Linked DNA regions of Homo sapiens: region 2 is linked to region 1. A link is a loop called in an ENCODE intact Hi-C map of the cell type or tissue named here. Cell type or tissue: PC-9. All regions are shown on one strand. Each heading gives the region's core, and the rest is flanking DNA. Links, peaks and the distances in the headings are about the cores only.

Evidence for each region. Peaks named below come from ENCODE experiments on the same cell type or tissue, not always from the same donor. Only the 100,000 strongest peaks of a DNase experiment are listed, where the experiment ranks them.
Region 2: a loop joins it to region 1, with 8 times the contacts of the local background. A loop is called at or near these places in 8 of 110 quality-filtered maps.

Annotation. Positions count from the first base shown.
Region 1 is chr7:30,219,045-30,235,447 of GRCh38, reverse strand. It overlaps LOC124901607 (a long non-coding RNA gene), which reads right to left. Exons shown (of 3, transcript XR_007060274.1): 2 at 7,703-7,798. Among named protein-coding and RNA genes, the nearest start is that of ZNRF2, 57 kb to the left of the region's middle. In PC-9, for the core only: a CTCF peak has its summit at 8,515; DNase peaks (open chromatin) are centred at 8,457 and 9,347; H3K4me3 peaks cover 500 bases; H3K27ac peaks cover 2,538 bases.
Region 2 is chr7:30,405,493-30,421,895 of GRCh38, reverse strand. No RefSeq gene overlaps it. Among named protein-coding and RNA genes, the nearest start is that of LINC01176, 23 kb to the right of the region's middle. RefSeq lists enhancers at 1,678-2,281, 8,435-8,504. In PC-9, for the core only: CTCF peaks have their summits at 8,447 and 8,651 (motif pointing right); a DNase peak (open chromatin) is centred at 8,645.

The sequences.
Region 1 (16,403 bases), core at 5,595-10,594:
CCTCAGGGATCTAGAACTAGAAATACCATTTGACCCAGCCATCCCATTACTGGGTATATACCCAAAGGATTATAAATCATGCTGCTATAAAGATACATGCACACGTATGTTTATTGCGGCACTATTCACAATAGCAAAGACTTGGCACCAACCCAAATGTCCAACAATGATAGACTGGATTAAGAAAATGTGGCACATATACACCACGGAATACTATGCAGCCATAAAAAATGATGAGTTCATGTCCTTTGTAGGGACATGGATGAAGCTGGAAACCATCATTCTCAGCAAACTATCACAAGGACCAAAAACCAAACACTGCATGTTCTCACTCATAGGTGAGAATTGAACAATGAGAACACATGGACACAGGGAGGGGAACATCACACACTGGGGCCTCTTGTGAGGTGGGGGGAGGGGGGAGGGATAGCATTAGGAGATATACCTAATGTTAAATGACAAGTTACTGGGTGCAGCACACCAACATGGCACATATATACATATGTAACTAACCTGCACATTGTGCACATGTACCCTAAAACTTAAAGTATAATAACAAAAATAAAATAAAATAAAAAAGGAAAATAAATAAAAAGAAAAAATAAAAAAGTAAAATTTTATTAACATTTCTTATTTCAAAAGTGACATATTCAATAAGCAGAAGAAAATAATCACATATAATTCAGGGACAAATATTTTTAACATTTTGATATTTTTATACTTTAAAAAAATTAGGATTATGTGTTTGGGTACCTACTTTTTCAGTCAATATCATGTTGTAAAAATTTTGCCATAACAATATGTATATTCCCACAACAATATTTTTAGGGGATATCATGTATTCCATTGAATGGAGCTAATGTAATTTATCCAATCCCTTATTGCTGGACATGCAGGCAGATCTTAATTTTCACTCTTATAAACAGTTGCTATGATGAATCTTTATGTAGTTAAATGTTTTTTATATTTATGATTGCTTCCTTGGAATAAATTCTTCAAAGTGGAATTGCTACATTAAAATTTTTGTAAAATTCTAAGAGTTTTGGTACAAATCTAAATTAACTTTCAATAGTTAGACAAATTTAGTCTCCCTCCAGCAGGCCAGGAGTTTTCCTAAATGGTTCTTTTTTAATATAACTACATTGACAGGGCTCCCATAACTCGATGAATCACTTGTGCATTTGTATGAATCGTTTTTCAGACTGTTTCCCTTCCCAGAGGAAAGAGCAGAGCTCCCAGAGAGGCAGGAGCCTGGCAAAGGGCACAGAAAGATGGGCCAGGCCTGTGAACAGCAGTCCCAGCCAAAGGCCTTCTCCACAAGTAGACCTGCCTAACTCCTGCAGAGTGTTCCTCAAGCTGATGAAAATGCACATTACATTCATTCTAAGGGCAGAATTTTCTCTTCCCATGAGTGACAAAAAAAAAGATAAATAAATAAATTCAGAATTCTCAGATTGCAGCTCCAAGTCCTGCCAGCAACAATTAGTTGTAGAGAGGATAATGGTGTTTCCTCTTCTCGATCTTCACCTTCTCATACTTTTCTTCCTCTCTCATTCTTTGTCATCTATTATTTTCCAAAATAAAAATAGCTTTGTTGAATTTTCTATTTATATCCTTTCCAAGCAAGAAATAGGGATCTATATCACCATTTGAATGAATGTTCATTATCCTATTGTGGGGACGTTGTATGATTTATTTAACATGTATTAAATAATGTCTTGACAGCCATTTTGTTGTCTCCAATCTTCAATTTTTCACTAGTGTGCATCCCGACACCTCTGTCTTTGTATGCTTGTCCAATTTCCTCCTTAGGATAAATTCCTAGAAGAGGAATTGGGTCAAAGTAGATGCCTATCACCAAGCTGCCCTGCAAAGGGTTTCACCAATTTACTTCAAGAGGGAGGTTCCTAACATTGCAGGCAGGGCATGGGCACAGAAAAGCTTCTCCTCGATTTCTATTTCTTCCTTCCTTTCCTGTTAGCTGAGAGAGGCAAGTTGCTTTCTAGAGACCCCAACCACTCAATTAACTCTGTTAAAACTCTTCCTTCCTTTCTCAGATTAAAAAGAAGAAGAACTGTTTTGTGTCTTAGCCAGGAGCCCCACACCTTCTGTTACAAAGGAGTAAAATTGAAGGTGCCAGTCATTCAGTTGAAAACAAAAATTGCTGAAACTCGGTCCCACTGAGTCATCATCCATTAAAAACCTTGTAAGTTTTGTGTGTGTTTAATACATCTGGTATATTCACACAGAGGCCCACACACGTTTGATTATTTATACGGGGAAGGGTGTGTGTCTAGGGGATAAATGTATATATGTGTGTATAGATTACACATATGACCAAAAACTTAAAACAGAAAAATATAACCTCCCCTTTTCAAGGCATAGATTGATACTTTCTACAGAAGTAATCAATAAACCTATGTTTTTTTCATGTTTACAAATACAAATGAATAGTAAATATTTATTTTCCTGATTTTCACGGACATTGCTGATCTATACCTGGCATTTTTGGTAACATGCTTGTACCCTAAAGTGAGAATGGCAAGGGCTGCAGTCAGGGGCTGGGGGAGCCAGCAGGGCACTTTACAATTTCTCAGAAGGTGAATACTGGCCGCTGACTTTCATGTTAGGTCCAAACCTGAACTCCACCTTCTGCCCTCACCACCCCCAAAAAAACCCTCTGAATACAGAGACTTGGCTACTACTTCCTTTGACTATATAGCTACAGGAGAGATATAAAGAAGTTTTGTTTTTTTTTTTTTACAACACAGTTTCACTCTCCATTTCTTAAGGAAAGGAGCTACGCAAGTCTCAAGTTGGGATGACAAAGCTGTAATTGGAGCATCTGGTCTCCCTGCCTCCAGTGAGGCTGGGCATTTCCCAACAATATGTTCCGCAGGGTTTTCTGGTTTGGAGTCAAGCCACTGAGATACTGTCTCGCAGTTAAGTAGATCATGCAATTAGACAGATTAGACAGAGGAGCTCTCTCTCTCCCTCTCTCTGTTTTCAGTGTAGTTGCTTCCTCGGTTTGTGTTAATTCTAATAAGGCTAGTTAGAAGTCAAGCCATTCCACCTTCCAGCAACATGTTAACCAGGAGATAGGGTGCCAAGTTCATATTATTTGAATTTTTTAAAACATAGAATGTTTTCAGAAATGCAACTGAAACTGTAGTGGAATCCCTACCATCCCTAATATTTCACCAGATTCAGAATTTCAAGCATCAGTGGAAAGAGCAATTGATCAGGATCCCTATGCAGCCCCAGCTGTGATGCTAACCAGCTGTGTGGACTGTTCCCTTTACTCTAGTCTTCTCTGCCAACAGTGATAATAATGTGCGTGCTTCCCATCTAACTCATGGAGTTGCCACGGTAAGAACCAACTGAAGTAACAGGAAAGTATTTTGGAAATATACAAGGCAAGGTAGTCATCACTGCTGCCATGGCTTATTTTACTTGCTTGAGACCATATAGAAGGGAGGGGAAAGACTGATTTTATTACTCTAGCTACTCCCATTATTCTCTTAAGCAAGACACAAAGCTAATTCTTCCCTCTCCATGCAAGCCATTCTGCACTTACATACTCCCTGGACCTCGCTCCTGCCTCTAAAGACCTCCAGGGAAGGAAATTCTGTTCCACCCAGGCAACTCATTCTGGAGTTCAAAAACCTCATTATCTGGAAGTTCTTTCAATGTCTATCCATAGCCCCTTGTACTGCCAAGTAACTGATTACCTCTGATTCTGATTTCAGAGGAGATGAGGATTATCTCTTTCACCCTACTGTGACCTTCAAGGCTGTTGAGACTTTGCTGCTAAGTTTTCTTCTTCCCCTCTCCAGTGGAGGAAACATAAGATTTTCACATCCAGTTCAGAGGAATGTCAAGAATTTATTTTACATGCAGTTGAAAAGTTGATGCTGCAAGAACCCAGGACTCAGAATCAGGCTGAGGACAGGCTCTTAGATGAGGGAAAAGTCACCAACCACAAAGACATCTCCTGAAGTTGATCAAAGCGTTCCCATCTGTTGCCCAAGAGACAATGACCAGGCAGGGCAGATCAAAGAAAACCAATGTTTTATGGTGATAGTTAGAGCACCCTAGGGCTGCAGCTGTCAAAGTTCTGTTCTTCAGTGGTCCAGCCAGTGGAAGGGTCTGGCAATGTTCTGTTTTCCAGAAGCTTCCTTTGTAAAACTTCAGAATGCTCTTGTATTAGTCCATTCTTGGGCTGATATAAAGAAATACCTGAACTGGGTAATTTATAAAGAAAAGAAGTTTAATTGGGTCACAGTTCTGCAGGTTGTACAGGAAGCATAGAAGCTTCTGCTTCTGGGAAGCCTCAGGAAGCTTCCAATCAGGGTGGAAGGAAAAGGAAGAGCACACACTTCACATGTCCAGAGCAGGAGGAAGAGAGAGCGAGGAGGTGCTACAATCTTTTAAACAACCAGGTCTCACAAGAACTCACTATTACGAGAACAGCACCAAAGGGATGGTACTAAACCATTCATGAGAAACTGCCTCCATGATCCAGTCACTTCCCACCAGGTCCCACCTCCAACATTAGGGATTACAATTTGACATGAGGTTTGGACGGGGACACAGATCCAAACCACATTAGCTCTGAATGTCTTCAACAAACAAGAGTCAGGGGCATATGTTACCACCACCTGTATTTTACAGAAAGAGAAATTCAGATATATTGTTCATCCTTTTTTGCAACTTTCTGCACTACATAGTGGACTCTTTATCAAAGCTAGGGTATTTTTCAGGGATGCTAAAGTATTGAAATAAGTTCCAGCACTGTGATTTATTTCTACAGAGAGGCTTTCATTTTTTTTGCATCCTACTGCGAAGGAATCACTTTCCATAAGGGAGATCATTTTGAGTTTGAGTGTAACGCGGTCAATCAGGAGGCAGGGATGGGAAAGCTCCACCCTTACATTGACTTACACCTAAGGCAGAGAAGGGCCTTCTGCAGATCAGAATCCCATTGGCCTTTGTCACTGAAGTAGCAATGCTTCTCCTCTTGTATGCAATGGGTAGTCTCCGAGCCCAGAGTGACCTGCAGAGTCTCAGAACACAGTCCACCTTCAGCTCTGTCAGTCCTTCGGTATGTGGGCATTGGCATCGAATCCTGGCACTAGGCCTGCCTCTAACATTAGTGGTGGCCAGGGCAACAGTACAGCTGGAAGCCCCCTGCACTCCACCTGCCCCACCTCTCTTCCCATCCCTAGCTCCATCTTGTACTGAAAAGGATTTGGGGACCCAAGCTCCATCTGCTGTACTCCCCAAAACATCTGCCTTCAGCCACCACTCAGACCAATCAAGTAGCATGTTCTAGAATAGAAATGGGGCATGGCCTCCAGGTAGTCACATCCTCTTGGTGCCTGGTCTCTTTCCTCCATGGAGGTAGGTGGAATGGTTTGAATGGATGGTGTCCTCTGAAAAATTCATGTTGAAACGTAATCCCCAATGTAACATTATTAAAACTTATGGCCTTTGAGAAGTAAGTCATAAGGGCTCTGCCCTCATGAATGGGATTAGTGTCCTTATAAAAGGGCTTGAGGTTGAAGGGAGTGTCTCCAGCCCCTCCATCCCTTCTGCCATGTGAAGACACAACATCCCTTCTGCCATGTGAAGACACAACATCCCTTCTGCCATGTGAAGACACAACATCCCTCCCCTCCAGAGGATGCAGCAACAAGGGACCATTTTGGAAGCAGAGAGCAGCCCCCACCAGACACCAATCCTGCTGGCACCTTGACCTGGGACTTCCAGCTTTCAGAACCATGAGAAATAAATGTCTATAGTTTATAAATTACCTAGTCTGTGGTATTTTGTTATAGCAGCACAAATGGACTAAAACAGAGGGCAGAGGGAGAGGGAGCTTTCTAAAGCTCAACCCTAAACCCTTTCACTTGCTAGCTGAGGCAAGTTGCTGAAACTGCCTCTGCCTTAAATTCCCCATCTGTGAAATGGGAATAATAGAGATGCTTACCTCATGGGCTGCTATGAGCACTAAATGAGATAATTCATGTAAAGTGTTTAGAACAGTGATAGGTCGTAGAAGCACTCATAAATGATAGCCATGATTGTTCTTAATTTATACCTGTAGAGTCTGAATTCTAGGCAGGTAACCACTTCCCCAGCCACTGCATTCATCCCATTTAAACACCCTTGCCACTATGCAGTTGCCACCAAGCATTGAACAGTTTCCTAGACCAGCGCTGCCCAATAGAAAGTCAATGCAAGTCAATAAGTAATTTTTAATTTTCTTTTTAAAAATAATTTCAACTTTTATCCTAGATCCAGGGTTACATATGCAGGTTTGTTACATGGGTATATTGTATGATGCTGAGGTTTGGGGTACAATGGATGCCATCACCCAAATAGTGAGCATAGTACCCAATAGTTAGTTTTTCAACCCTTGCCCCACTTCCTTCCTCCTACCTCTAGTAGTCTCTATTGTCTATTGTTGCCATCTTTATATCCATAAGTAGCTAATGTGTAGCTCCCACTTACAAGTGAGAACATGTGGTATTTGCTTTTCTGTTCCTGCATTAATTTGCTTAGGATAACGTCAAATTTTCTAGTAGTTACGCTAAAACAAGAAAAGAAGGAACAGGCGAGATTAATTTCATAGTGTATTTTATTTAACTCAGTATGTCTAAGATATTATCATTTTGACATGTAACCAAGATAAAAATTATTATGGATATATCTATGTTTTGGTACAAAAGCTTCCAAATCTGGTGTTTATTTTATGCTTACAGCACATTGCAACTTGGACTAGCCATGTTTCACACACTCAATAGCCACACATGTCCTGTGGCCACCATATTGGCCTGTGCAGCTCTGGATCCTTGCTGCCTATGGTGGCCTGCTAACCAGTTGCATCTGCACCGGCAGGCCAGATCTACCAAGTCAGAAGCTGCATTTCAGCAAGATCCCCAGGCGATACGTGTACACATTAAGGTTTGAACAACACTGGGCTAACACTATCGGCTAAAAGCAAACTTGGAGCTTGTAGAAAGCAAGAAGGAGCTCTCCCCTCTCACCACTCATTCTTTGTGCCTCTTTTGAGACCCCTCCAGAGAGCTTCAAAAATGTAATGCCTAGACCCTACTCCTGAGATTCTGATTTAACTGGTTTAACGAGGGACCTTGGAAATAGGAATCGATTAAGACGTTCCACAGGTGATTCTGACACGTAGCCTGGTGGAGAATCACGGGCTAACCCAACACTAAACACTGTGGCCTCATTCAGCTGCCAAACACACCTGAACTACATCCTTTCAGGCTTTGGAGTAAGTCAGGTTGAGCAACACAGCTCAGTATAAGCAGCTAAATCTCTGTAAAATTGTTCAAATGGTCCCAGTTGTCTCACAAACTCCCAGAAATTAATGCCATATGTGAAAATCGTATCCCTTTGGGAAAATAAGACATTCTTAATGTGGCTGCTGCTGTCCATTACTGGCTGCAGTTTGCTAGCTCAAGTAATTCCCTTTTGGTTACCAAGATATAAGGAAAATATAGAATGTATATATTTATTAAATTATTAATTATCCTACTAAAAGTCCTCATGTTCAACATATTAATATTGTTGGTCATTTCCAGGAAATAGTTAAATTCCACAGACATTTATTGAGTCCCTACTGTGTTCCAGACCTAAAGGGGCTGCAAAGATGTTTCAATAAAACAGATCCTACCTTCAAGGACCTCACCACCTTGTGGGGACCCAGCAAGGGCCTGGGATTCAGGAGAGTCGAGTCTTATCTGTCCTTCAGTTTCTCAATCTGTAAAAACTCAAATAAAATAGAACATGTTTATTACCAGTACTTAGAGCATCTAAAGGATTTCAAGCATCATCACTTTTTAACATTATTGTTGGCATTTTTTAACCTTAAAAAGTAATCTCAATGTATACATTTTCTAAAGTCACTCATTTTCTTCTTGAAAAGAAAGCTTTCTGGATAAGGCATAAATATAACTTTAAGTCATTGTGGGTCCAACTTGATCATTTTCCCCCACTGTTTTGAAATACTATATATTTAATATAATAATGAAATGGTTAGGGACATGCAGTTTTAAATTATGCAAATCACAAATGCTGGAAAGGAAGACATTTTGGTACTCTATTTCTTTCCAGAATTCTTGTGTGTGGGTTGGGTGGGTGTGCACATGGGCACGTGTTTGCATTTTTTCTTGCCTGAAAAGGAACACGAAAAGGCAGAAGAGGAAAGAGAAGGGACAGTTAAAAAGACAGTGACCCTGTCTCAAAACAAACAAACAAAAAAAAACAGTGAGCGAGGCAGCGGGAGGTGTAAGCAGAGAAGAAGGAGAAAACATGGCTTTGAAAGGCTACCTTGAGGGAGAACACAGGACTGGTGAGAGGAGAAAAACCACGGTTGGAGGCCACCTGCCCCACCTGCTGGCAAGGACCTAAGTTTTCCCTGGAAGCGGACTGCGCTGCCCCTGCTGGAAATTGACAGGCCTTCTGCCCAAAGGAAAAAAAAGTCCCATTTTAAGAACAAATCAAGTTGACAACACATTGCCATTCTGTCTTACCGGGTTGAGTCTTAGTGTAGCCACTTTGAGGAGCCATTTAACAGGTATCAGGCTGCCTGCTCATAGCTGAAAAGCCTCCCCAACAGAACATATGGCTCAGAGCTGGCCCCTGCTCCCTTCACACAATTCCTCTCCACCTCGTCCCTCCCTCACCGTGTGTGCAGCCAGGTGACGGGGCTTGGCAGGTGCCTCTCTGGCTCTCACTTGCAATCCTCCATCATGGTACCCTCACATCCTTCTGGGCATGCAGGCAGCAGTTTGGCTCGTGAGATCGTAAATGTCAACCTGCCATCACCTGTCTTTCCTTGCTCATCACCCTGAGGGGCAGAGCTGACCCGAAGCAGACAGCAAGCACCATCGTGGGAGGCAAAATGGATACACCGAGCCAAAGGAGTGTGATTAAAAGGCCTAACTCCCTTCTCTCCCTATTGCTGGCATTGGCCCTGCTAAGCCCATCTCCCAGGAAGATTGCCTTTGTGATTGTGTGTCACCCAGAAAAGAATAATAGCACGTTTCTCCAAGTCCCTTCTTGTGAAAATATAACATGTCAGGAAAGAGGGGGAGAGATGGAGGGGCAGGAGAGAAACTTTGCAGCTGACACCAGCTGTAGCTGTTTCCCCATTTCTGGATGCCTGCATGGTTCTGCTAAATGGTGGGGGAGCAGCTGGGGCAGCCAGGGAGGGAGCTGAGGCCTGGCAGTGATTCAGACACACAGAGCTTGCTGAACCAGTGTGTTTTATAAGAAGGTGGCAGAAAAGGGAAGTGGAAAGGGAATGACTAATAAGGAAGTAATTTTGAAACAGAAACCTGTCTGGATTTGGAAGCCAGAGTGACAGCCCCAGGTGGGAGAAGGAGCAAGCCTGTTATTAGAATTGACGAACACATAAGTGCTGTATCACTCCCCAAGAGCCCTGCCTGTCTCCCTCTCAACTCTCGCACAAGTGGCCCTGTATCAGGAGTGAACCACACAGAAACAAAGTGCTTTAGACAGACGCAGGATTTACACTGCCAGAGCCTCAGCTGAAGAGGCCTGACCCATGTGGAAGGCCTGCAGATAAGAGAATGAGTGCAAAAATAGAAGGATCAAGAGATTAATTATAAAGCAAATATAGCAACAGAGCAGAAAATGCGGACAATTGAAGGGGAAAATCCATGCTATTCCACCTGCCTAATGATGGTATTTTCATTCTGTGAATGCTTTCCTAGCCTTGCCCACATATACACATTTTTACAAAATTTTCAGTGTACCCAGAATTTCATACTTGCTTTTTTCATTTGTCTTTACATCAGAAACATTTCTCCTGCTATTTCACACTGTTCTTATCACTGGTAATTGCTATAAAATATTTTACCTAATGGATATACCACAATTTACTGAAATATTTACTCTGTAAGTAGATTGCACTTTTAAAAAAAAGACGTATTTGAGGTATAATTGATATACAACAAACTGTACAAATTTAAAGTGTATAATTTGATAAGCTTGACATGAGTCAGCCTGTAAAACCATCACTACAATTAAAATAAAAACATATCCCTCACCCCTCCACCAAATTTCCTGCAACCCCTTTGCAACCTCTCTCTCTTCTCTGGGTCATTTCTACTTGTTAGGTTTTTATTTTGGTGGTCTTCCATGCCTCCTTGTATTCATACACTTGTGTAGTCTCCTCTCCCTTGAATCTGGGCTGCCTTGTGATCTATTTTAAATAATGGAATGTGGTGAAAGTGATGCTATGCTAGTTTCAGGCTTAAGCCTTAGAAAAGACTAGCAGTTTATGTGTTTGCACTCTTGAAATGTTTCATCTTGGAATTTAGCTGTCATGCTGGGAGGAAGCTCAAGCAACGACATAGAAAGGACCCCTGGAAGAAAACCAAGACCCCTGGCTGAGAGCCCTAGCTGAGCTCCCAGGCAGCAGCCAGCAGCCACAGCCAGCCATTTGGACATTTCAAGCATACTAGTGCTCCAGCCCACACCACATGAAGAGAACTGCCCAGTCAACCCACAGAGTCCTGAGAAATTATAAATCATCATAGTCTAAGCCACTAAGTTTCTTGAAGTGGTTTGTTACACAATTATGAGTAAGCAAAATAGGCTGAGAACACAAGCGATTTTTGTTAGGATGGAGAGACCCATTCTTGGAGAGTCCCATGAAACAGAAACAGAGAAGTGAAGCAGGATTTTTTTCAACCCCATGTCACTCTCCAGCTCTTGCCTCCTTTACCGCTAAATTTCTTAACAAAGTGCTGATCCTTGCTGTCCATCCTTCCTTGCCTTGAGCCCACTCTTAAAATTGGCCTTCCAATGGTCCTATCACCTTTAAAAATGCTCTTCCTGGAGTCACCAGTGAATTTTTTATTGCTCAACCAAGAGGAAGCTTCAGTCCTCATCTTATCTGACATATCAGCCACATTTCTCTTCCTTCTTTAAATCATCTTCTTCCTACATTCACTGAGTAAGATAGATATTGGTCCATCCACATCTCGGAGACCTAAAGAAATAGTGACTTAAAAGCACAGGATTTTATTGCACTATCATGCAAACATTGAAATTGGTGTGTTGGATCTGCTCTGCAACATTGTCCCAAGCCCAGGTTCTTTCTATCTTGTTGCTCTAACATCCTTAGGTATCCCACCTGTCTGTGTGGTTCAGGATGGTTCTTCCCACAGCCACAATCCACCACTGAAAAAGGGAAAATATATAGGAGAGAGCATATCCTTTCCCTTTAAGAGAATAATCTGTAGTTGCACATGTTGTGTTCAGATCCTGTAGCCGGAACAGTCACATGGTCACATCTAGCTGCAACAGAGGTTGGTAAATGCAGTCTTTAGCTAAGTGAACATGCACGCAGCCAACAATTCTATCACTGTGGAAGAAAGGGAGGATGGATGTTGGGGCAACTGGCAGTCTCTGTCATACTCACCTTTGTGACTCCTTCTCATTCTCCTTTGTAAGCTTCTCTTTTTCTACCCAATCTTGAAATGCTGATATTCCATAGGCCTTAACCCACCTCCCTGCCTTTCTCATTCTACACATACTGTACTCTGTGTAATTTAAACAGCTACAGAATGTTCTCAGTTTGTAACTTCCTATGGCCGTCCTGCCAATCCTCCCCTCCTTTACCCACTACCCTGTGTCATCATCGTGTTTCTAAGGGAAAATAGATTTGTTTTAACATTAGCCACAGCTCATCTATAGAGCTAAGGTGTATGTGTGGGAGGAGAGAGAGGTTAGAAAGGATTTTAAAGTGTTTTTTCAAACTTGGTAGAAATATTTTTTAACATATTTTTTCTTTTTTGGATCCTAGACCACCTTTGTTTTTTAACCTTAGAAAAGTGTAAGAAGATTCTGTGGAGAAAAGCCATATGAAGTCTGAATTCCCTAGGCATGGTTAATAATAGCCAACTTTCATAGACCATACAGCACTTTATAAATCCCTTAATCTCCTGTGATCTACACACCTAATCTGTAAGGAAGCTATTATCCATATGTTACTAATGAGGATGATGGTAATCAGATTGGTGGTCACCTGCCAGAATCACACAGCTAGCGACGCACAGTCAGGACTTGAGCACATGTGTCCCATTGGTCTGCACTGTGTTCCCACCTGGAGGCTTCCAGATGTGGCTGATAGTGTTTCCTAAAGGAATACTTGGGGCTAGATAGGTCCTAAAAGTGTCTGGCTGCCTTAGAGTAGGGGATGCTTATATATTGACAGAGGACAGTTTCAGCTGCAGATCTGTGTGGCAGCAGAGAGCGGAGAAGTTTGGTAGAGGTTATAATTAAAACCCAAGTGCCAGTTCTTGGAGGGATGCACACTCAGATCCTGCTCAGGAAACCGGGGGAGCGGGGCAGCTTCCTTATGACTGTTGCATGCTGATCGTCCTGCCTGAGGCTGGGTTTTGGGCTTTCCCTCCCTTTGCTGGGTGCTGTTAAAAAGGACCAGGTTCCTGCAGGCCTCTCTGTCAGCCTGGCACTGGCTTTACAGTCTCCCAGTGGTGTGATTAATGTCTGGGCTTAGGAGGAAATTTCCTCTGCAGGTTTGAGTTTATGCAGGTGAAGGGAAGGTACAGCTGATCTAAAGCATCTGTAGGCCTCCTGGGGTTCTGGGCATCCCTGGGCCTTTCTCCACCTCCTGTTGGTTGGAGGATGTAGGAGCCGACTGAGTGGAGGTCTGCGGCATGCTGGGCCCAGAGGTAGTCAAGTGTATTCCTCATGATGTGTCCTGAAATGATGTCACCCACGCTCCTGGGGGTGGGAATGAGGTAGGCAAGGCTCAAAACCGTGCTCAGGCACCCCCACTCACCCTCTCCAAGCAGAGTAGTCAAACAACAATCATACCAGAGTTTTTTATCCTTAAAATAGCTGAGGGGCTCAGTTTTTTCAGCAAAAATTGAAAAGTGAAAAACCTTGATTCAAGTGAAAGCCTACTATTGATATTAATTTAATGGATGAGATTTTTTTTGCCTTTACTGGAGTGTAATTACATACAATAAACTGCTTCCTTTTCAAGTGTATGATCTGATGACTTTTCCCAGGCATGCACACTTGTGAAATCACCAGCACAAGCAAGATACAGAACATTTCCATCATCCCCAAAAGCTTCTTCATTCCCCTTTGCAGTACTTTCCACACTCTGCCCCTGCGCCCAACACTGCTGATCTGCTTTTCGTCGCTACAGATTAATGTATATTTTCTAGAATTTATATAAATGGCATCAGAGAGTGTGGACGCCTTTGCTTCTGTCTTCATTCACTTAGCATAATGATTTTTAGGCTATCACTAGTTTATTCCTCTTTATTGCTAGTAATATTCCATTTCATGGATAACCTCATTTTGTTTATCCAATCACCCACTGACGGACATTCGAGTTGTTTCCAGTTTTTAGTTCATGCGCATAAAGCTCCTCTGAATATTTGTGCACAAGTCTTTGTGTGGGTGTGTTTTCATTTCTCTTGGGTAAATACCTAGGAATGAAATGACTAGGTCATATGGTAATATGCTTAAATTTTTTGAATATGTATTAACTTATTTTCTTTCTAAATGAACTTTATTTTTTTAGTGCGGCTTTAGGTTCACAGCAGAATTGAGCAAAAAGTACAGAGATTTCCCATTACCCTCTACCCCCACCATGCACAGCCTCCCCATTATCAACATCCCACACCAGAGTGGTACATTCGTTACAGCTGATGAACCCGCACTAACACATTACTATCTACAGTCCATAGTTAACATTAAGGTCCACTGTAGGTGTTGTGCATTCTATGGGTTTGAATAAATGTATAGTGACATATATTCACCATTATAGTATCATATAGAATAGTTTTATATTCTATATGATATAATAGTTTTACTTATTATAGTATCCTATAGAATAGTTTTACTGCACTAAATATCCTCTGTGCCTTGCATATTCATCCCTCCACCAGGCCCTGACAACCATTCATCTTTTTACTCTCTCCATCATTTTGCCTTTTCCAAACTGTCATATGCTGGGAATTATACAGTATGTAGCCCTTTAAAATTGGCATCTTTCACTTAGTAATATGCATTAAATTTCATCTATGTCTTTCTTTTAGAGACAGAGTCTTGCTCTGTCACCCAGGTTGGAGTGCATTGGCGTAATCATAGCTCACTGCAGCTTCGACCTCCTGGGCTTGAGTGATCCTCCTGCTTCAGCCTCCTGAGTAGCTAGGACTACAAGTGTGAGCCATCATGCCTGGATAATTTTTTAATGTTTTTGTAGATATGGGGTCTAGCTATGTTGCCCAGGCTCACATCCATTTCTTTTCTGGCTTGATAGTTCATTCCTTTTTAGTTCTGAATAATATTCCATTATCTGGATGTACCACAGTTTATTTATCTCCTTACCTACTGAAGGATATCTTGGTTGCTTCCAAGTTTTGGCAAATTAGGAATAAAGCTTCTGTAAATATCCATGGGCAGGTTTTCGTGTGGATGAAAGTTTTCAACTCCTTTGGGTAAATACCAAGGAGCATAACTGCTGGATCATATGATAAGAATATATTTGTTTTTGTAATAAAACCATCTTCCAAAGTGTCTACCATTTTGCATTCCTAGCAGCAATGAATGAGAGTTCTTGTTGCTCTAACTTCTTGTCAGCATTTGGTGTTATCAGCATTCTGGATTTTGGCCATTCTAATAGGTAGGTGGTGTTATCTTGTGTTAATTTGCATTTCCCTGATGACACGTGATGTGGAACATCTTTTCATATACTTATTTGCTAACTGTATGTCTTCTTCGGTGAAGTGTCCATTAAAGTCTTTGACCCATTTTTACATCAGGATGTTTGTTTTCTTATTGTTGAGTTTTAAGGGTTTTTTTTTTTTATATATTTTGAATAAAGTCCTTTATCAGATATGCCTTTGCAAATATTTTCTTCCAGTCTATGGCTTATCCTTTTATTCTCTTAGCAGTGTCTTTCACAGAGCAGAACATTTGAATTTTAATGATGTCCATTTTGTCAGTTTCTTCTTTCATGGATTGTGCCTTTAGTGTTACATCTAAAAAGTCATCACCAAACCCAAGGTCATCTAGACTTTCTCCCATGTTATCTTCTATGAGTTTTATAGTTTGCATTTTACATTTAGGTCTGTGATCTATTTTGAGTTAATTTTTGTGATGGGTTTAAGGTTTGTATCTAGATTTATATTTTTGCATGTGGATACCCAGTTGTTCCAGCACCACTTTGTTGAAAAGACTATCTTTTCTTCATTGTATTGCCTTTGCTTCTGTGTTAGAGATCAGTTAGCCACATTTATGTGGGTCTATTTCTGGGCTCTCTGTTCCGTTTTATTGAGCTATCTGTCTATTCTTTCACTAGCACCACACTTTTGTGATTACTGTAGCTTTATAATAAATCTTCCATTACATAGGGTTGGTCTTCCAACTTTGTTCTTCTTCAATGTTGACTTGCTACTTCTGGGTCTTTTGCCTCTCCATATAAACTTTAGATCAGTTTGTCAGTATCCACAAATTAACTTGCTAAGATTTCATTGACTTCACATTGACTTTATAGATAAAGTTGGGAAAGAACTGACATCTTGACAACATTGAGTCTTCCTATCCATGAACATGGAACATCTCTTTATTAAGTTCGTCCAGGATTTCTTTTATCCAAGTTTTGCATTCTTCCTCATGTAGATCTTGTGCATGATTTGTTAGATTTATACCTAAGTATTTCATTTTTGGGGTAAATAGTATTGTGTTTTAAATTTCAAATTCCACTTATTCATTGCTGGGATTTAGGAAAATGATTGACTTTTGTATACTAACCTTGTATCTTGCAACCTTGCTATCATCACTTATTAGTTCTAGGAGTTTTTTGTTAATTCTTTCAGATTTTCTACATACATAGTTATATCATTTGCAAACAATGGCAGTTTTATTTCTTCCTTCCCAATCTATATATCTTTTTTTCTTGTCTTATTGCATTAGTTAGGACTTCCAGTTAGATGTTGAAAATAATTGGTGAAAGAGAACATCCTTGCATTGTTCCTGATCTTAGCAGAAAGCTTCTAGTTTCTCAACATTAAGTGTGATGCTAGCTGTGGGTATTTTGCAAATGTTCCTTATCCAGTTAAAGAAGTTTCCCTCTATTCCTACTTTGCTGAGAGTTTTATCATGAATAGATGTTGGAATTTTTCAGGTGCTGTTTCTGCATCTATTTATACGATCATGTGATTTTCTTCTTTAGCTTTTTGGTGTAATGAATTACATTAATTGATTTTTGAATATTGGACCAGACTTGCATACCTGAGATAAATCCCACTTGGTCATGGAGTATAATTCTTTTTATACATTGTTGGATTTGATTTGCCAAA
Region 2 (16,403 bases), core at 5,650-10,649, 190 kb before region 1:
AAAACTCTGGTTCTGAGAAGTTATCTACCTAATTCCCAGAAAAGACATGAATACTTTTCCCCTTGCTTTTAATTCCCCAACCCCTTCATTAAAGATGCTCCATATCTGTGACTTCCTGGCTCTCATGGGGAATGTCCTATATTTGTGATTTCTTGGCTGTCATAGGGGGATGCCCTATCCCTCATGGGCTGAGAAGTTGATTTGTGAGCCAGGCTCCCACATCTCAGTTCTATGGGCATCAAATAAAGCCTGCACTGCTAGATGCACACTTTCAATTTTGTGTATTGGCTTTGTGGCACCAAATAGGAAAATACTCCATTTTAGGGGGGATTAGCCTTGTCAGTAATGTCATAAAGGGAAAAATTTAATGTTTATAGTAACACAACACTAACACAGCTATTTTAATTTTTGTATGTAATCTTCCATGCTCTGCCTACTTTGAGACATCTTTTTACATAATTATAATCACAGAGTACATTAGCAGTTCTTTTTGTCATTTTCCCACACTGTTAGTCTCTATTATTTATTAATATATTCTACCAGTTTGAGAATTTGCTTAATAATATTCCAGACGTTCAGGTTAGACCTTCAAGTTTCCAGATTGACTGTGGTGGTGGTCACTATAGACAATATTTCTATGGAATTAAAAAATTCTTTATAGTTATTTCTTTGGAATGAGATTATCAAGGCAAAGATTCTTGCTATTAATTAGCCAGGTATAGTGATGTATAACTGTGGTCCCAGCTACTCCAGAGGCTGAGGTGGGAGGACCGCTTGAGCCCAGGAGGTCTAGCCTGTAAGTGAGCCTGGGTGACACAGTGAGACCCTATCTCAAAACAAAAACAAAACCAAAAACAAACAAAAAAACCCAGACCGTTGCTATGAAATATTATTTTTTAACCTATGTCAAGGGTGTAGTAAGTTTGGAAGCAAGTGAAAATTAGAGACCAATGTAATGTGAAGCCAGCAGTGTCTCTTTTGAATAGAATAAAACTCCCTGCCCTAACCTTCACACCAGACCAGTGTTCAGGCACCGCCCATACACATACGTGTGCTATGCCAATGACTGGCTGCAGGGAAGAATAAATGAACACATCAGCATCTGTTTTAAAGTGGCACTGTTGAAGATAACCACTTACTAGTGGGCAAGTGTCACAATCTTTAAAATCAGTTTTCCTTCATGTAAAACCTTTTTATTTATAAATATGTGTATGTGTCCTTCCTTTGCCTAAACAAACCCAGCCTGGCTAAACCCATGAACATCAGGCCAAATAAAAACTTCCTCCCAATGACCCTGTGAAGTAGAATTATTTCCTGAATGAGGAAACTGAGGACTAATAATATGAATATGTATCTTACTAATCAGGATTTGTATAAAAATTAAAAAAAAGCGGAGGAGCCAAGATGGCCGAATAGGAACAGCTCCGGTCTACAGCTCCCAGCGTGAGCGATGCAGAAGACGGGTGATTTCTGCATTTCCATCTGAGGTACCGGGTTCATCTCACTAGGGAGGGCCAGACAGTGGGCGCAGGTCAGTGGGTGCGCGCACCGTGCGCCAGCCAAAGCAGGGCAAGGCATTGCCTCACTTGGGAAGCGCAAGGGGTCAGGGAGTTCCCTTTCCGAGTCAAAGAAAGGGGTGACGGACGCACCTGGAAAATCGGGTCACTCCCACCCAAATATTGCGCTTTTTGGACCGGCTTAAAAAACGGCGCACCACGAGATTATATCCTGCACCTGGCTCGGAGGGTCCTACGCCCACGGAGTCTCGCTGATTGCTAGCACAGCAGTCTGAGATCAAACTGCAAGGCGGCAGCGAGGCTGGGGGAGGGGCGCCCGCCATTGCCCAGGCTTGATTAGGTAAACAAAGCAGCTGGGAAGCTCGAACTGGGTGGAGCCCACCACAGGTCAAGGAGGCCTGCCTGCCTCTGTAGGCTCCACCTCTGGGGGCAGGGCACAGACAAACAAAAAGACAGCAGTAACCTCTGCAGACTTAAATGTCCCTGTCTGACAGCTTTGAAGAGAGCAGTGGTTCTCCCAGCACGCAGCTGGAGATCTGAGAACGGGCAGACTGCCTCCTCAAGTGGGTCCCTGACCCCTGACCCCCGAGCAGCCTAACTGGGAGGCACCCCCCAGCAGGGGCACACTGACACCTCACACGGCAGGGTACTCCAACAGACCTGCAGGTGAGGGTCCTGTCTGTTAGAAGGAAAACTAACAAACAGAAAGGACATCCACACCAAAAACCCATCTGTACATCATCATCATCAAAGACCCAAAGTAGATAAAACCACAAAGGTGGGAAAAAACAGAACAGAAAAACTGGAAACTCTAAAACGCAGAGCGCCTCTCCTCCTCCAAAGGAACGCAGTTCCTCACCAGCAACAGAACAAAGCTGGATGGAGAATGACTTTGACAAGCTGAGAGAAGAAGGCTTTAGATGATCAAATTACTCTGAGCTACGGGAGGACATTCAAACCAAAGGCAAAGAAGTTGAAAACTTTGAAAACAACTTAGAAGAATGTATAACTAGAATAACCAATACAGAGAAGTGCTTAAAGGAGCTGATAGAGCTGAAAACCAAGGCTCGAGAACTACGTGAAGAATGCAGAAGCCTCAGGAGCCGATGCGATCAACTGGAAGAAAGGGTATCAGCAATGGAAGATGAAATGAATGAAATGAAGCGAGAAGGGAAGTTTAGAGAAAAAAGAATAAAAAGAAACGAGCAAAGCCTCCAAGAAATATGGGACTATGTGAAAAGACCAAATCTACGTCTGATTGGTGTACCTGAAAGTGATGGGGAGAATGGAACCAAGCTGGAAAACACTCTGCAGGATATTATCCAGGAGAACTTCCCCAATCTAGCAAGGCAGGCCAACGTTCAGATTCAGGAAATACAGAGAATGCCACAAAGATACTCCTCGAGAAGAGCAACTCCAAGACACATAATTGTCAGATTCACCAAAGTTGAAATGAAGGAAAAAATGTTAAGGGCAGCCAGAGAGAAAGGTCAGGCTACCCACAAAGGGAAGCCCATCGGACTAACAGCGGATCTCTCAGCAGAAACCCCACAAGCCAGAAGAGAGTGGGGGCCAATATTCAACATTCTTAAAGAAAAGAATTTTCAACCCAGAATTTCATATCCAGCCAAGCTAAGCTTCATAAGTGAAGGATAAATAAAATACTTTACAGACAAGCAAATGCTGAGAGATTTCATCACCACCAGGCCTGCCCTAAAAGAGCTCCTGAAGGAAGCGCTAAACATGGAAAGGAACAACCGGTACCAGCTGCTGCAAAATCATGCCAAAATGTAAAGACCATCGAGACTAGGAAGAAACTGCATCAACTAATGAGCAAAATCACCAGCTAACATCATAATGACAGGATCAAATTCACACATAACAATATTAACTTTAAATGTAAATGGACTAAATGCTCCAATTAAAAGACACAGACTGGCAAATTGGATAAAGAGTCAAGACCCATCAGTGTGCTGTAGTCAGGAAACCCATCTCACATACAGAGACACACATAGGCTCAAAATAAAAGGATGGAGGAAGATCTACCAAGCAAATGGAAAACAAAAAAAGGCAGGGTTTGCAATCCTAGTCTCTGATAAAACAGACTTTAAACCAACAAAGATCAAAAGAGACAAAGAAGGCCATTACATAATGGTAAAGGGATCAATTCAACAAGAAGAGCTAACTATCCTAAATATATATGCACCCAATACAGGAGCACCCAGATTCATAAAGCAAGTCCTGAGTGACCTACACAGAGACTCAGACTCCCACACATTAATAATGGGAGACTTTAACACCCCACTATCAACATTAGACAGATCAACGAGACAGAAAGTCAAAAAGGATACCCAGGAATTGAACTCAGCTCTGCACCAAGCAGACCTAATAGACATCTACAGAACTCTCCACCCCAAATCAACAGAATATACATTTTTTTCAGCACACCACACCACACCTATTCCAAAATTGACCACATACTTGGAAGTAAAGCTCTCCTCAGCAAATGTAAAAGAACAGAGATTATAACAAACTATCTCTCAGACCACAGTGCAATCAAACTAGAACTCAGGATTAAGAATCTCACTCAAAACCGCTCAACTACATGGAAACTGAACAACCTGCTCCTGAATGACTACTGGATACACAACGAAATGAAGGCAGAAATAAAGATGTTCTTTGAAACCAACGAGAACAAAGACACAACATACCAGAATCTCTGGGATGCATTCAAAGCAGTGTGTAGAGGGAAATTTATAGCACTAAATGCCCACAAGAGAAAGCAGGAAAGATGCAAAATTGACACCCTAACATCACAATTAAAAGAACTAGAAAAGCAAGAGCAAACACATTCAAAAGCTAGCAGAAGGCAAGAAATAACTAAAATCAGAGCAGAACTGAAGGAAATAGAGACACAAAAAACCCTTCAAAAAATTAATGAATCCAGGAGCTGGTTTTTTGAAAGGATCAACAAAACTGATAGATCACTAGCAAGACTAATAAAGAAAAAAAGAGAGAAGAATCAAATAGACACAATAAAAAATGATAAAGGGGATATTACCACCGATCCCACAGAAATACAAACTACCATCAGAGAATAGTACAAACACCTCTACGCAAATAAACTAGAAAATCTAGAAGAAATGGATAAATTCCTGGACACATACACTCTCCCAAGACTAAACCAGGAAGAAGTTGAATCTCTGAAGAGACCAATAACAGGAGCTGAAATTGTGGCAATAATCAATAGTTTACCAACCAAAAAGAGTCCAGGACCAGATGGATTCACAGCCGAATTCTACCAGAGGTACAAGGAGGAACTGGTACCATTCCTTCTGAAACTATTCCAATCAATAGAAAAAGAGGGAATCCTCCCTAACTCATTTTATGAGGCCAGCATCATTCTGATACCAAAGCCGGGCAGAGACACAACCAAAAAAGAGAATTTTAGACCAATGTCCTTGATGAACATTGATGCAAAAATCCTCAATAAAATACTGGCAAAACGAATCCAGCAGCACATCAAAAAGCTTATCCACCATGATCAAGTGGGCTTCATCCCTGGGATGCAAGGCTGGTTCAATATACACAAATCAATAAATGTAATCCAGCATATAAACAGAGCCAAAGACAAAAACCACATGATTATCTCAATAGATGCAGAAAAAGCCTTTGACAAAATTCAACAACCCTTCATGCTAAAAACTCTCAATAAATTAGGTATTGATGGGACGTATTTCAAAATAATAAGAGCTATCTATGACAAACCCACAGCCAATATCATACTGAATGGGCAAAAACTGGAAGCATTCCCTTTGAAAACTGGCACAAGACAGGGATGCCCTCTCTCACCACTCCTATTCAACATAGTGTTGGAAGTTTTGGCCAGGGCAATTAGGCAGGAGAAGGAAATAAAGGGTATTCAATTAGGAAAAGAGGAAGTCAAATTGTCCCTGTTTGCAGACGACATGATTGTATATCTAGAAAACCCCGTTGTCTCAGCCCAAAATCTCCTTAAGCTGATAAGCAACTTCAGCAAAGTCTCAGGATACAAAATCAATGTACAAAAATCACAAGCATTCTTATACACCAACAACAGACAAACAGAGAGCCAAATCATGAGTGAACTCCCATTCACAATTGCTTCAAAGAGAATAAAATACCTAGGAATCTAACTTACAAGGGATGTGAAGGACCTCTTCAAGGAGAACTACAAACCACTGCTCAAGGAAATAAAAGGATACAAACAAATGGAAGAACATTCCATGCTCACGGGTAGGAAGAATCAATATCGTGAAAATGGCCATACTGCCCAAGGTAATTTACAGATTCAATGCCATCCCCATCAAGCTACCAATGACTTTCTTCACAGAATTGGAAAAAACTACTTTAAAGTTCATATGGAACCAAAAAAGAGCCTGCATCGCCAAGGCGATCCTAAGCCAAAAGAACAAAGCTGGAGGCATCACACTACCTGACTTCAAACTATACTACAAGGCTACAGTAACCAAAACAGCATGGTACTGGTACCAAAACAGAGATATAGATCAATGGAACAGAACAGAGCCCTCAGAAATAACGCCACATATCTACAACTATCTGATCTTTGACAAACCTGAGAAAAACAAGCAATGGGGAAAGGATTCCCTATTTAATAAATGGTGCTGGGAAAACTGGCTAGCCATACGTAGAAAGCTGAAACTGGATCCCTTCCTTACACCTTATACAAAAATCAATTCAAGATGGATTAAAGACTTAAACGTTAGACCTAAAACCATAAAAACCCTAGAAGAAAACCTAGGCATTACCATTCAGGACATAGGCATGGGCAAGGACTTCATGTCCAAAACACCAAAAGCAATGGCAACAAAAGACAAAATTGACAAATGGGATCTAATTAAACTAAAGAGCTTCTGCACAGCAAAAGAAACTACCATCTGAGTGAACAGGCAACCTACAAAATGGTAGAAAATTTTCGCAACCTACTCATCTGACAAAGGGCTAATATCCAGAATCTACAATGAACTCCAACAAATTTACAAGAAAAAAACAAACAACCCCATCAAAAAGTGGGTGAAGGACATGAACAGACACTTCTCAAAAGAAGACATTTATGCAGCCAAAAAACACGTGAAAAAATGCTCATCATCACTGGCCATCAGAGAAATGCAAATCAAAACCACAATGAGATACCATCTCACACCAGTTAGAATGGCAATCATGAAAAAGTCAGGAAACAACAGGTGCTGGAGAGGATGTGGAGAAATAGGAACACTTTTACACTGTTGGTGGGACTGTAAACTAGTTCAACCATTGTGGAAGTCAGTGTGGCGATTCCTCAGGGATCTAGAACTAGAAATACCATTTGACCCAGCCATCCCATTACTGGCTATATACCCAAAGGACTATAAATCATGCTGCTATGAAGACACATGCACACGTATGTTTACTGCGGCATTATTCACAATAGCAAAGACTTGGCACCAACCCAAATGTCCAACAATGATAGACTGGATTAAGAAAATGTGGCACATATACACCATGGAATACTATGCAGCCATAAAAAATGATGAGTTCATCTCCTTTGTAGGGACATGGATGAAACTGGAAATCATCATTCTCAGTAAACTATCGCAAGAACAAAAAACCAAACACCGCATATTCTCACTCATAGGTGGGAACTGAACAATGAGATCACATGGACACAGGAAGGGGAATATCACACTCTGGGGACTGTGGTGGGGTGGGGGCAGGGGGGAGGGATAGCATTGGGAGATATACCTAATGCTAGATGACGAGTTAGTGGGTGCAGCGCACCAGCATGGCACATGTATACATATGTAACTAACCTGCACAATGTGCACATGTACCCTAAAACTTAAAGTATAAAAAATAAAATAAAATAAAATAAAGCAAAACAAAACTATCAAATCTATTCAGGGAAGGGATCTAGGCAAATGCAGAATGTTTTTCCTGGCAGTATCTAAGATTTCAATCTCCTCATTCTCCCAGTGAGGAAACTGGTGTCAGAGAGCAAAAGATACTCACTCAAGGTCACTTTAACTACTGGTAGAACAAGAACAGGGCTTCTGTCTGGTTTTATTTTCCCTCTGTTCTGATAGGGTTTGTGACCTTCAGTTCACTCTGCAACTGACCATCTTTCTGCCAAGTCTATCACCTGGTGACACAGGATTTTTTTCTTGGCCACTTTGTAAGCCAGGGACCTCTGGCCAGCGACGCCCCACCTGGGCCTTGCTCAGCCATGCTACCCTGCTGCAGGAGACAGCCTGCCCGGGACAAGTCTGGCTTGTGCACTGGTTCCCGGGTGCTTGTCCCGCACCCAAGAAGAATGAGGATATGTTGACAATCGAAGAGTGAGCAAGGCAAGGAGTCTGAGTGATGAAACAGCTTTCAGCGGAGAGGGGATACAGGGGTGGTCCCCCTACCTGAAGGTGGGAAAGTCCCCCCACTGTGGCTGAGTCTGGGGCTTTTATGGGCTGAGAATGGGAAAGGGGCAGGTCATAGGTAGTATTGGAAAAGGCAACATTCGATTGGTTAAAAGGCATTATTCAGAAAGAATCAATCAGGAAAGGGCGGGCAAACAGAAACAGAAGTTCTCACTCTAGGTCGCGGGTTTCATCAGGGACCAGCAATCCGGCCTTTCACCCCTCAGGCTGTTTTTTGGCTTTAAGGTGGGGTTTCACCTGGGACCTGTCCCATTTACCTAGGCATTTGGCTGCCTTCTGTCACTATCACTGGTTCCAATCTGCTAGGGCAAGTTATGCAAAATAGAGCTCTTTCCCCAAGGACACAGATGGGGTCTCTTTAATGTTCCTAGGATTTCTTCAGGAAGCCTGGTCTTTTCTCCTATATTCAGTTGCTACAAGTTGCAGGACTCTGGGGTCATGTCTCATGGCTGGAGTCACAGGCTGGGAGCACCCTGCAGAATGGCAAGTGACATCTTGACTCTACAGAGCCAACAGCCCGGGAGCACCACACAGAATGGCAGGTGACATCTTGGCTCTACAGAGCCAACAGCTTCGTCACTGGCTACAGATCCTCCATCCCCCAACCATGAGACTGGAACAAAGGAAGTAACTGGGTACATTCCAGAGAAGTGGAGAAGGTTGCAATTGAGTGACTTTCATCACAAGAGGGCAGCATGTGTCCAGTAATTAATCCATTATGTAAGTGGCCAAAGGATTCAACCGTGCATGGGGTCTGGTGACTGGCACATTGTTCTATTTAAATAAGGCTCAAACCAAAGTACATTGTGTTAAAAACAATTTTAAGCCCATTCATCCATGAGTTCAAAGATATCAATAAGTGCAAGAGTTGGCTGAGGGCACCTTAAAAGAACACTATTGTGGCAAGTTCTCTGGAGACTGAGGATCTGGGTTCAAATCCCGGTACTACCAGAAGCTGTGTGAGCTTGGACAAATGACTTAGCATTTCTGTACCTGAGCTCCCCATCCATAAGAGTTTTATAAAACAGTGCTCCCCTTGCAGAATTGTCTGGTTGTGAGTAAATGAATTAATAGGTGTAAAGCACTTTAAACGGTACCCAGTAGCAACTCCTGTTACCTAATGAGAACTTTTTCCTCTAGCACTGCCTTAATGAGCATCAGGGATAGGGCAAGAGAAGAAAAGAGACTCTGCCAGGCCATCCTTCCTAACATTAAGAGCCCCTCTACGACACTGCCATTTTCAAACTGATAGCAAAGTCCAGTCTTTTAAGCCCAGAGACTGGAACCCATTTCCAAGGCTGAATACCTGTGGGATTGGAACTAACTATTGTCTATACTTGAAATTGTCTTCAGTCTTATTCTGTCAAGAAGCCACATGTCCCAGTGAACACATATCCAGAAACATAGATCAGGAAAGCCAAAAACCAATTTGCATTTTGATTTGATTTCACAGATGTTAGAGTGTATCATCTGGCTTTCCACACTAAAATCATATGATTGAAGGTTCTTTGATGTCAGCATTTGGTTCTCTTTCCAGCACTCCTTTCATTCACTGATGAACATTGCTCCTGATTCCCCTGCCTGCAGCAAAAATGAATGAGTGAGCCGGAGAGGAGAGTAGGAAGGAAGGAGATGAGAACAGAATAGAACAGCAAGGAAGGACGTGGGTGGGCTAATTCCTGGAATCTTAACTTCCACCCTCTATTGCCACCATCCTATTGATGTGTCCAGGGAGGACTGGCCTGGTGCCTAAGGCCATCAGCTGCATCCTAAGCACACTGACGTTTCCTGGAGCCAGTAAGCTCATCACCTGCTGAACAGCTGTGGGGACAGCTCACCTGCCCACTGCTGCTTTCAGATTCCCAACTGGATATTCACTAGGTGATGTGTAAGATCTTCCTTCTGCTGAGAAAATGCACTTAGCTTGTTTCCAATTCACTTTCCCAGGAGAACTCACGGGTGATGAAGACTCTTCCACTTGAATCCTCTAGTCCATTGCTTCTCATTATCACCCCTGTAAGGAGACATTTTAGATATTTTCCCCAATCTCTCTCCCATCTTGAAATTTTAATACCACTGATATACTGTGTTTCTGTTTATGTACAACTGCAACCCTCTGAAGGCCACAAACCATCGAATAACTAAGTTCCTTTTTGTCTCCCAAGAATTAATTTTGCCCCTGTGGGGATGATAAAGCTCTTACTGAAAATCTCATCAAACCCTAGATAAGTCTTCTCATGCTTGTTGTCTCCAAGAACCCTTCTATCACCCTCTCTTTCTGTGTAGAGCGATTTGCTTTCTGCACATTATTCAACTTTCAATACATCTTAATAGTTATAAATTTAACATTCTTATTCTCTTTTCACTCTATCCTAAAGACAGTTTTATCTATGTGCAAGAACTGTGCTTATATTAGGAAAAGCAGTGCTGTTTGTGAAAGGGGAACAGGCCCTCCTAGCAGGGACAGTTGTTGCCTGAAGCCTTCTGGTCCCAGTTGCTTCAGAGATGAATTTCTGCAACATGTCCCGAATTACTGCCACCTGGCCTTTGGGGAGAACTTGAGGCTAACTTTGGCTTTGCTGCTGTGCAAACTTCCCTTTCTCACTTTCCAGTTCCCCCTCCCTAACTCCCCCTCTAAGAGACCCAGTGATACCCAGAATTCCCTTTTAAAATAGAACCCAGGCCTCTGCCACTCCGGGCTGCCTACTTCCCACATCAGCCCACCCCATGCATCATTGCTGAGCTTCGCTAGGTGTTGGGGACATCAGACTCATTCAGGCAATTCAGAATAAAACGCAACTGTCTCACAGGACTACCCATGTCAGATAGTTTAATATCAGAAGAGGAGCTGGCTGATCCAAAAACTCTACTTAGAAACACAAAGGATGAGAAACTTCAGGTCAAGATAATCTTCATTTCTCCTCAATTGTCTTCCCCACAGTTCCAGAATCATTCCAGGGTATGGTTGGCATTTCTGAAAGGGTTTGATCCCTGCAACACCTTAAGCAGAGCTCAAAGTCCATCTACTTTCTATCTATCCAACCATCCATTTGTTTCACAAATAAATACTGAACATCTGCTTTAGGCCAGGTACTGTGCTGGCTGATAGGAAATGGTTAGTGTCATGTCTGGACTTTTTACCCTACTTGCAAGTTAGTAAGTTAGACTGTTACTGTTTTGTGGATGCTGGCACAGGACGCAAGCCTCCTGGGTCAGAAGCACAGGACTTTATGATCGACAGAACAGTAGACAACATGAGCACGAGCATGTCTGCATCAGCCCCTGTGCCCCGTAGCCCACGAAGACAGTGTGCTGGGGCACAGGTGGATGCTACACATACAGTGGCTTTGCATGGCAGCTGAAGAACACTGAGCTTGAGGAGCCTGCCATTTTATAGCAAGCAGTAGCAAGTCTGCTCTCCGAACTGGAGGGAGCTACTACTTTATCCTCAAGGTTGTCTGCTGCGAACATAATGTCTGCTGAGAAGCAGTCTGAGTAGAGTGGTCAGGGCCTCGCCTTGTGTGCTTACCCAGCAAGAATGTGCTGGATGCTCAGGACTCAGGGCAGATCACCTCTCTCAACAGTGAACTAAAAACACGCAGAGAGCCTACACTCGCAGCACATACGGTCTAGTGGGGAAGATGGATATATTTATTCAAACCACCAAGTGGGTAACTGCCAAACTGCAACCATGATGAGTGCCCAAGGAAAGGTGCAAGGGCTTTCAGGGCCTATCATAGGCGTACCGTTCTCCCTTGAAATCAAGGACACAATCTGCAGGGAGGACAGTGAGGTTCAGTAAATGAACAGCATGGGCCAAGGCCCCATGGCTCCGAGGAGCCTGGCCATGAAAACTGGATCATAGAACTCAAGGAGGAGCACAGCACAGGTGGAGCTGGGAAATACAAGGTAAGGGCCCACCCCAAGACAGGCCAGTGTTTCTTAAACTGTATACTGTGACCTGCTAGGAGGTTGTGAAAGCAATGGGGTGTACGCCCAACCTCTGTTTTTAAAAAATGAAACAGAATAGAATATCAGAGTCCACCACAGAGTAGCACCAAGAAGCAGTGAAAAGCACGGGTCTGGACCCAGACTGCCACTCATTAACTGTACAACCTCAGACAAGCAACTGAACCTCTCTGTGCCCAAGTGGCTTCAGCTTTAAAGTGGTCATAAGAACATGTGCATCGCATGGGTTCTTACAGGGACTAGATGAGTTACTATTCACAGCACAGCAAGAACAGTGTCTGGCAATCAGTAACTGCCATGCAAGTATTTGTTAATCAAATAAAGGGTAAGTATTGTCTTGTGACACTTTTATAAAATATACATCAAGTGTACTGAGTTTCAATATAAACTGTCTTTATTGCGAGTAAAGGTCAAAAAAGTTTAAGAATTTTGGTCTTTCACAGAAATCTGAAGCCCCTGAAAGATTTCATCAGAGAGGAGTGGCACCAACAGGTTTACATTCCGAAAAGATGGCTTTGGCTGCAGTATGAAGTTGAGGACCTTATGAGACAACCAGCTGGGAGGCTCTCGCAGAAGTTGAGGCAGAGATGATGGTGGCTCATGGGCAGCACTAAGAAATAGCCACAGGGACCCATAGGCACTGATATTGCATGCAGAGATCTTGAGAGCTGTTTTGTGCATTCTGTGGCTAGGTCGCCGATTAGTGGAGAAAATTTTGTGATGGCATCTGAATCTACCTGGAACATCAGTGCCTATATTGGTCACAGCTTCTCTGGTGGCAAATAACAACATCCTTCTCTGGGTATCTTAAGCAAATGGGGGCATTTATAGGATAAATCCACTGGGGGCTAGCACACCAGCATGGAAAATGTGGTGGGGGGGGCAGGAACCAAGATAGTTCTGGAAGGCTAAGAAATACAGGAAGCAGGATCAACACCACCAGTACTCCACTGATACATTCATGAATGACTTCTAATAGTACCGTCTTGGTTTTACTCTTAATATTCAAAGTTCTTGGCAGACACAGCCAATCAACCAAGGTCAGGTCACAGGCAATGCCTTAGCTGACAGGAGACAGAGAGAGGGAGGATGTTAGCCCCTTTGTCTTTCATAGTGGGAGCTGGGGCAGTCACCCACCCAGATGACTCACAGTGGGAGATTTTCCCAGAATAGAAAGGGGCACCACCGGAATGGGTGAAGGATGGCACAGGGGGCACTGATGGTACAGGGAGTCAAGAATGATTCACGGGCTTTTGGATTGTGGGGTCATTTTGAAACTACTAGAAAAGAACTGGATTTTGTTTGGAGGGAAGGGTGAATGAGGAGGAAGCACAGGGCCGGTGTGGACATAAATTGAGTTTGAGGTGCATGTGAGATAAACAACTGGAGATACACAGGGCTGGGGCATAACAGAGGCCTGAGGTAGAGAAACAAGTTTGGGACTCAACAGGATATAGATAGTATTGAAGACATGGTCAAAGATGAGGCCAACCTAGGGCAAGAGTAGAGTGAGAAAAGACCAAGCACGAAGTCTTGAGGAATTCTGTCACTTAAAGACAAGGTAAAGGAGGATGAGTCTTCAAAGGAAACTAAGACAAGGCCAGAAAGGTTGAAGGAAAAGCAGACGGATGGTGGCGTGGTGTTGAGAAGAAGTCAACCACCAGTAAGAAAGTTTCATGCTCATGGATTTAGTGACAGGAAGGTCATGGGTCACCCTCATAAGAGCTGTTTTCATAAATTAATGCAAGGAAGCCAGACTGAAAAGGATTGAGAAATAACTGGAAGATGAGGATATCCTTCAAGAAATACAATGTGGGCTGGGGCACAGTGGCTTATGTCTGTAATCCTGGCACTTTGCGGGGCTGAGGCCCGTGGATCACCTGAGGTCAGGAGCTTGACACCAGCAAGACCAACACAGTGAAACCCCGTCTCTACTAAAAATATAAAAATTGGCCAGGTGTGGTTGTGGATGCCTGTAATCCCAGCTACTCAGGAGGCTGAGGCAGGAGAATCGCTTGAACCTGGGAGGCAGAGGTTGCAGTGACCAAGATCACGCTATTGCACTCCAGCCTGGGTGACAGAGCAAGACTCCATCTCAAAAAAAAAAAAAAAAAAAAAGGAAAGAAAGAAATATGATATGGAAGGGACAGGATATGACAGTAGCTCAAGAGGGTTATGGAGTCTAGGGAGGGTTACTGCAACTGCATCTGACTTAAAACAAAGGGAGCTCAATGTTAATGGCAAAGATGAAACTGGGTTCATTTCTTTAATTCCCAATTCTACTAACCTAAATGTATGATGTATTGGTAATTATTTTATTCTCATATATAGACCTGAAAAGTAAAAAATAAACGATTACATTATTAAATAGAACTTGATTCAGGGATTATGAAAACAGTCTCAGAGTGGGACTCTGGTATTAAATATGTGACTAATATGTTGTATATACGTAAATGATTTGCCTAACTCTTGTACATATGGCAGATTTTTGCAGTAAATAGTCCCCAATAAATCATACTCCCCTCTACGCAGGTGACTCACTAAATAATGGCACATCGGCAAACACGATGCAAGCAGGAGCTTGAGACATACTTGCAGATTGGGGCTTGCCCTCTCTTGCTGCTGGGAACACTTCCACCAACATGTGAAAAATCTCAGGCAGGCCTGCTGGAGACACACAGTCCAGCCAGCACCTATTTCCAGACATGTGAGTGAGGCAATGCTGGACCAACTAGCCCCCAGCTTCCCACCTGCTCACTGTAGCCGCATGAACAAGTAGGGGCAAGAGCCCAAATTTCTGACTCACAGAATCATGAGTTAATTTAAGACTGTGGTTTTAAGTCGCTAAATGTTGGGGGTAGTTTGTTACCCAGTAAAAGATAATTGAAACAGTACATAAAAGTTAAGGAAGGCTAACTGCTGTAATAATAAATAGAATGCTAAATATACAACGGCTTAAATACAATAGAAGTTTATCTCTTGCTCATGTGAACAGTCCAAAGAGGTTTCAGATTGGTGGCAGGCGGCTCTGTCCCATACAGTCACTCAGAGACTCAGGATGTCCGTCTGTCATCGCCAATGTGTGGTTCCCAAGGTCACCTTGGGCATCATCAGCCAGACGGCAAAAGCAGAGAGAGCAAAAAGGACAGCAAATGGGAAGTTTTATTGGGCCCAGCCAAGAAACATGACATGTCTCCTACTCATATTCCATAGGCTAGAACCCAATCACGGGACCAAGGCTAAGTGCCATGAAGGAGTAGTTGCGCGCCTAGGAAGATGAGGAAACAATATGATGAACAGCAGGCACCACAGAATTGTACTGGCTTTTTTAGAAAATAAAAATCACGTTTGTCAGATGCAGCATGGCATAGTGGGAACAGGCTGAGGGCCAGAAAGATCTGCGTGAGATTTTGGTTCCACACTTGTTAAGTGTTTAACCTGGGAATATTACCTAATCCAGTTAGACCTTCATTTCTTTATCTACAAGATAGGGAAATACTTTTTTCATTGGGTTGTTGTGAAATTGGTGTAGTTTAATCTCTACACGTGGTAGAGTGCCGGGTACATGATCGGTGTTCGATAAACGGTAGCTACTGGCATTAACTAAATTGAATGGTATGATAAACAAATCAAAAAATATGGAGGGAAGAGTAACACTAAGCTGTCCAGATAGCAGTAGTATTAGCCATGATGCTTCCAAATTAAAATTACTGAAGTCCAATTAGCCAGGCTTGGTGGCGGGCACCTATAGTCCCAGCTACTTGGGAGGCTGAGGCAGGAGAATGGCATGAACCCAGGAGGCAGAGCTTGCAGTGAGCCGAGATCGTGCCACTGCACTCCAGCCTGGGCGACAGAGCAAGACTGTCTCAAAAAAAATTACTGAAGTCCAACTCAGTGTAATACAAAAAGAAGGGATTAGAATGATACAAAGAGATGAGGTGACTCTCAACATCAAAGGGAGACCTGTGGACTGGAACCCCTTTCAGGACTTCAGAGACTCAGTCTTTTGTTTTGTTTTTCGTGTTCTATGTCCACTTATATTCTTTGCTTCATTCTCCCCAGTTATAGACACACCTTTTGCCTCCACAACTGCTAATTTTAAAATGTGCGATAATGGTATTGTAGTTATGTTTTTAAAGAGTCCCTTTCTTGAAATACACATTGAAGCAGTTATGGATGAAATGATATCAAGGTTTTGCTTTAAATACATTTTAATATATTTGGGGATGCAGATGACATCCCCAAATATATTAAATTTGGGGATGAGTGCAGATGACAAGATTGGCCATGGGTTGGTCATTGCTGAAGTTAGGGGATGGGTGGGGCATTTCACTACATAGCCCTCTGTAGGGTTCTGCATCTGCGGATTCAAATCAGATCAAAAGTGTAGTTAGGTCTATGATGGTTGTGTCTGTACTGAGCATGTACAGATTTTTTTTTCTTGTCATTA